Regions from separate parts of the Homo sapiens genome. Here region 1 is linked to region 2. The links are chromatin contacts, found by Hi-C or POLR2A ChIA-PET in ENCODE. All regions are on one chromosome and are shown on one strand. Each heading gives the region's core, a stretch centred on a gene start or an enhancer-like site at or near the end of the contact. The rest is flanking DNA. Distances are from core to core; before and after follow the strand shown.

Region 1 (3,100 bases), core at 499-2,998, 260 kb before region 2:
ATAAGGCAAACCATTCTCAGCACTGGTGGGTAGTTTCATGGACTTATTATGCAAAGGAAATCATATCAGCAGTGATGAGCAGTTGAAGATTTCTCAGGTAGAAGTACAAAGATGAGACAGAGTCAGTCCAAAGCATTGGCAACTAAGTCTCAAAGTAAGGTAGCATTTGTGGAAATAAAGGGGGTAGTGGATCCTAGCTATAGTGTGGAAACAAGTAGAAGTTGGCTTATTGAGTGTGCTCATCAGCAAGTCATGCAGGGACCTCAGAAGCTGGTAGAGGGAAGAGAAGAAAGCTTGGAACTGCCAAGCCCAAGATGAGGGTGCCAAGGCTGTAAAATAGGACTGGTCTCTGATGGAGTCATAGAGAGGCCATCAGCATCACATTAAGTAAACAATACGTGGCTCCTTGAGCTAATAGGCCAGCATCTATAACTAAGTGGAAACTTTTTGGCAAGAAAGGCAAGATCCCAGGCTCTTCTAGAACAGAGGTTAACAAACTTTGGCCTTTGGGCCAAACATAGCCCGTGACCTGTCACAGCTTTACTTGTTGATAAATAATGCTGTACAGAAGCACATGTCTGTTCACATGTTACAATGACAGAATTGAGGAGTTGTGACAGATACTGCAGGGTTTGCAAAGCCAAAAATATACTCTATCTAGCCCTTTGCAGAAAATGTTTGGCAACCTCTGTCCTAGAAGATGGTGAGGCTTGGAGGCAGTATTGTGTTTCCAAGTGATATGTTTATCATGGACTGAGGGAAACCACTGAAAAGAAGGAAATGGCAAGGTTTAGGCAGGATGTCAAGACCGTATCTGAATAGTCTAGAGTCCAAGACCCCAGGTGTAGGCAGAAACCAAAGCAAAAGATCTCTCCTATTGATTGGACAAACATGGGGAGGATTAAGGCAAGAATGAGGCTCATTAGGCTTGTGAAATCCAAGCGCACCTTATAATAGATATAGACAATTCCAAAGCAAGGACAGCAAGTCCAGTTTCAATGATTGGCTGATGGGTTTCAGCCAATGGTCAGTTTGAAATGCTCAGTGCTGAGTGGGGCTGGGAAGGCAGAGACTGCCCCGGGAGTAAGGAACTATTAAGTCCAAATAACCTGGATCTTTCTGCTAGACAATAAGAGGATGGCGCTATCCTCTCTACTTCCTGTTCAATATAGTAGCTCATCACACTCATCAACAAAAGGAATGCAATGGAAATTAAAATATCTCCCAGATATGGTTGTCAGATTTAGCAAATAAAAATACAGAACACCTAGTTAAATTTGAATTTCAGATACACAAAGAAAAAAATTTAATGTAAGTTTGTCTGAAATATTGCATTGGACATAATTATACTAAAATTATTTATTATTTGAAATTCTAATTTCAGTGAGAGTCCCGCATTTTGTCTGGCAACACAATTCCCCGGAAACTGGCCACCTTTGTGATAAATTATGATTAACAAAACAATGTTTTAACTTCTGGGGCAGTAAGAAATTTCTAGACCTCTGGTCCTTTTTGTTTCTCCCTCTGTCTACATACTTCCTTTCCCACCTCCTTTTATCTCCTCTCTATCACTTCCATTTCAAGGCTTGTCCAGGAGGGAGGACCAGTCACATCTGTCAATACTTCCAAGAATTATCATATGGCTTTAACTCTCATTGATTAAACCAGAGAAAGGCTGGAAACAGAGAAAGAAGAAGTCAACCTTCTTAAAGTGACTCACAGGAAGGAAACCTGGTGGACGGACAGTTTGACGATTGGTTTCTGACTCACTGGAGATTTCTTTGCTAGAGATATGCATCATTAATTTGGTATCAACAAACCATTGACATTTCCCGGGCAGTACACAGAATGCTGTCGTGGTAAAAACAGGTTTAGATTAACTGCTGGGCACTTCCTGGTTCCAAACATTAAATTAAAATGGAGATTTTTGGGTTTCATGGAAATCTCTGAGATAAAAAGCAGAAGACTCTGTGAGAACCACGCTCACAGTTTTCAGGCATCACCCCAGCACTATATTCTGTGAAGATGTTCTTGGGAAAGGTTCAAGAGAAGTCAAATCTGTGTAACTTGCTGTATGCTGTGGTCACAGTGGATAAACCTCACCTGCAGTGAAGAGGATGTGGGCAAAGATTATGCTCAGTGATGACTTTAGAAGCTTGGGCAATATGTAAAAAACACTTACAAAACATTAAACTGATGGGATTTTCATTATTCTTCCCTACCAATCATTCTCTAGTGACCTTTCCACCACTGTGACAGTATTGGAGGCACCCATGAGGATCTCCCTCTGAGAAAGAACTTGCTGTTCAGCTGCAAGGAGTGCAGTTAGTTTGCAGCCCCCAGCTGTTTGCACCTTAGCATTGTCTCATCTTTGAAGCTCAGGCCATCCTCTTCTTGGGCAGCCCCCAGAGAAGGGCTGAGCACAGAGGGGTTGCTATGGCTTGGCCATTTCTTTCAACATGGGGCTCCTCAAATGAGCAATATTTGTTTTCGAAATGCCCATGAAGTGAGCCAAAACTTTGTCAGGTCTGCACTGAGCTCTGAGGCTCATGCAGTCCAATCCTGTTTCCTCCCCATTTTGTCTTCATTTCCCAATGCAATTGATTCAATGATTGTGTCCCCTAAAATTCATATGTGGAAATCCTAACCTCCAAGGTGATGGTATGAGCAGGTGGGGACTTTGGGTGACAATTAGGTCATGAGTGTACAGCCCTCGTGAATGGGATCAGTGCCTTTATAAAAAAGAACCCCAGAGAGCTCTCTCACTCTTTCCACCATGGGAGGATACAATGAGAAGTTGGAATCTGCAACCCAGAAGAGGGCCCTGACCATAACCCAACCATGTTGGCACCCTGATCTTAGACTTCCACCTCCAGAACTGTGAAAAATAAACTTCTGTTGTTTCAGCCACCCAGTCTGTGATACTTTGTTACAGCAGCCAGAACTAACACACCCAAGAAACCTCTTGCTTTCCTAATTCTGCCTTCTTGGCCACTTCCCTGAGAGCACATCTGACACACTATCATGGCTTCAAGGAAGCAGGCAGAATGGGTGCCATTTTAACAAAAGAAAATAAATTTTATGGGGAAAGTTCTTACCA
Region 2 (3,298 bases), core at 770-3,269:
CTTTGGGCGGCCAAGGCAGGTGGATCACTTGAGGCCAGGAGTTCAAGACCAACCTGAGCAACATGGTGAAACCCTGTCTCTACCAAAAACAAAAATTAGGTAGTCTCATAAGCCAGTCTCAAAAAAATTAAGTAAATAAAATTTTTAAAAAATTAAATTAAAAAATGTTGTTAAAAATCTGATCCAGTCTCTTCAGACATCCTCCCACAGAAGATGCTGAAAAAAGGTTTCTTATATGGTACAAATACACAATGGAATACTATGCAGCCATAAAAAGGAATAAGATCATCTCCTTCAGAGGGACATGAATTGAGCTGGAAGCCATTATCCTCATCAAACTAATACAGGAACAGAAAACCAAACACCACATGTTTTCACTTATAAGTAGGAGCTGAACAATGAGAACACATGGACACAGGGAGGGGAACAACACACACTGGGCCTCTCAGGGGGTGGGGTGGGTGGGGGTAGAGCATTAGGAAAAATAGCTAATGCATGCTGGGCTTAATACTTAGGTGATGGGTTGATAAGTGCAACAAACCGCTATGGCACAGGTTTACCTATGTAACAAACCTGCACATCCTGCACATGTACCCCACAACTAAAATTAAAATTAAAATTAAAAAGAGAAGGAAAAAAGGTTTCTTGATGATCTCTATCTAGAACCCTTTGAAGGTGACCCAATCAGCTCATTAATTGTTTGCTCTTGAATACTTGCTTTCACCCAATGGGCTTTGATATTAATAACAGTATTGATTATACTCTCAACATTTATGGAACATACTAGCTCTGAGATAAGTGGTTTCCTTTGTTTGATCCTCACAACAACAATTCTATAAGCAAGTAGGAGGAAGGAACAAACAGATAGAGTGCTATTATTATCCTCATTTTATAGACAAGGAACTAAGGCCACCAATGTGCCTAAAATGACCTAGTAAGCATCAGAATCACATAGCTAAACCTACATTGGCCCAAATCCAAGACTTTAGTTTGTAGGACTATGCTCAAGTAACTAGGCAGCCAATTCAAATACTCCATCCTCCAATTTTATATTTATAAATTACAAGCACTCACAGCCGGGGTCAGCAACTCATGGCTTTCCATATGGCCCATGAAGCCTAAAATATTTACTCTTTAGCCCTTTACAGAAAAATGTTTTCTGACCCTTGGCCTAGAACAGTAAACCAAATCCCAAATTTTCCATTCAGTGTACTGAGGTCTCTGTAGTACTTGGGACCAGCAGATTCCACAACATTTTTTAACTCAAGAAAAATATTTATTTGCATTGATTTATGTAAATGACCCTGAGTGATGAAAGTTGGAAATAAATTTGGGGAAAAAAAGAGCTAAAGAGTTGTGGTTGTAAAATATCCACCTCCTAAACTACTGCAGAGCTGCTGGTTAACCAAAATCCAGGGAGGGTTTTGCCAGAATCATGAAGAATTTTATGAATGGGTCTACACTGAGTACAGAGAAAAGTGCCCACAGGCCTCTCTGTATCCATGTTGATGGGGGATTAAAGAAGACTCCTCCTACCAACATCCAGCCAAACAGAAGACTAGCTGTTTAAATGGCTGCCAGCATGCTAAGCGAATAGAAATAGTGACAAAGAGGGTAGTCAGAAAGGCAGTGAGTAACTATTCATTGTTTTCAAACGTGGCGAGAGGTGTTTGGTAATCTTTGTGTAAAACAGACATCTGAGTCATCTCAGCAGCAGGGAGTTCTCATGAGTCATATAACACATGCTAGTCACAAATCAGGTCTTTCCACCAGTTCAGGAATATTACCAACAGTATCACCACACTACTCAGTATGGATCCAAAACTCAAGGAATATCTATCTAACTACACCTGCATGTTCAAATGTACTAGATGTACCATGGTATAACAGGTGTACCATGGGTGTACCAGTAGGTGTAAACAGACTCTACCTATAGGGTAGAGTCCTTTAAGGTTGCAGAAGAAACAGCTGCAAACTCCAAAACTGCCCCAGCTTGCTGTGTGAACTTGTGCATGTGCTGCCTCTTATCTGAGCCTAAGACTCATCTATAAAATGAGATGTTTGAGTTGGATGCCTCTCCCCTGCCTTCCAGCTCTATGAGTATGTGGAGGGGAAGCTCCACCAACAGTTTAGAAACAGTCCTGGAATACACTGCTGACTTATGACTCATAATTCATCATATCTCATTATCTAATTAGTATTATAATTACCATCAACATTATCATTGTTATTATCCTTAGTATAGCATAAATAATAACAATATAATAATAACTAGCATTTCTTAAGTGCTTTGCATGTGCCAGATCTTATTTGTTCAGGTCTCTAGAATATGTGGGACAAGAAGATTGTAGTATCTGCATAGATCAGGAGTTGGCAAACTACAGCCATGGGCCAAATCCAGTCAACAGCCCATTTTTATAAACAAGGTTTTATTAGAACACAGCGAAGCCTATTGTTTACCTATTGTCTACGGTTACTTTTGCACTCCAAGAGCAGAGTTGAGTAATTGCAACAGAAACCCTAAAATATTTATCTGACCCTTTACAGAAAACACTTGTTGACCCCCTTCTTTTAGACCCTACATAACAAATCTGTTGTTTTTTGCCTCCCTAGTGTCTGCTTGCTACTCTTTTGGTTCTATCCTCTCGACTTCTCAGGGCAATTCCCCTTCTAACTCCCGTCCCTATGGTTTGGATGGAACTGACCCATGCCCATCTCAGGACTGGTGAATCAGGATACTCTATCCTCATAACCACATAGATTTGTGGGTGATCATGTGGACCAAGTTGGTCCAGTGAGATATAGTCCTAAGACTTTGGCTAGAAAAAGTGGGAAGGAGGAGCTCTTCTTTGCTGAGGTTTCTTAGCTGCTAGGATGTGTCCAGAGCTGCCGGGAGCTTATAAGGGAATGACCTGCCTTTGTTTGAGGACAAGGAGATATGGAAAGAGAATCAGTCCTAATAATAAGATTTTAGCTCCTAGATCCAGATACACCTAAAGTTATCTCTAGACTCTTTGGTTAACAAGCTGATATATTCTCTAGTTCACTTAAGTCAGACTAAGGTAGGCTTCCCTCACTTGCAACTAAAACAAAACAGTCCTTTGAAATAGACACAATTACTTTACCCACTAAGATACACCTGATCAAGATCACATAACCAGTAAGTGGCAGAGGCTAGGACCCAGGTCTCCACTGAGCTTTTCAAGATGAAGGGGTCAGCATCTAGAGCTCTCTAGAAGATCTGGCTAGAAGCAGGGACACAACCAACGGGTGATTTTCCTGTCTTTGAATTGCTCTC

Evidence for each region. A loop is a pair of places that touch in the nucleus more often than their neighbours do. ChIA-PET counts read pairs that join two places held with the same protein, here RNA polymerase II (POLR2A). Pooled maps may share reads with other maps.
Region 1: a loop to region 2 is called in a map of B cell, with 2.2 times the contacts of the local background. The contact joins two enhancer-like sites. A Hi-C loop is called at or near these places in 1 of 168 maps with a recorded cell type or tissue (B cell) and 10 of 50 pooled maps. POLR2A ChIA-PET finds 5 or more read pairs at or near these places in 3 of 52 experiments (CD4-positive, alpha-beta memory T cell, WTC11 and activated T-cell).

What each region holds. Positions count from the first base shown.
Region 1 is chr11:35,076,088-35,079,187 of GRCh38, forward strand. No RefSeq gene overlaps it. Among named protein-coding and RNA genes, the nearest start is that of CD44-DT, 60 kb to the right of the region's middle. RefSeq lists an enhancer at 2,007-2,056. Within about 2 kb of position 1,749, at least 12 of the 41 ENCODE cell types and tissues checked have a DNase peak (open chromatin) inside an H3K27ac peak, as active enhancers do.
Region 2 is chr11:35,335,717-35,339,014 of GRCh38, forward strand. All of the region lies in intron 1 of SLC1A2 (solute carrier family 1 member 2), which reads right to left. Among named protein-coding and RNA genes, the nearest start is that of SLC1A2-AS1, 56 kb to the left of the region's middle. Within about 2 kb of position 2,020, at least 10 of the 41 ENCODE cell types and tissues checked have a DNase peak (open chromatin) inside an H3K27ac peak, as active enhancers do.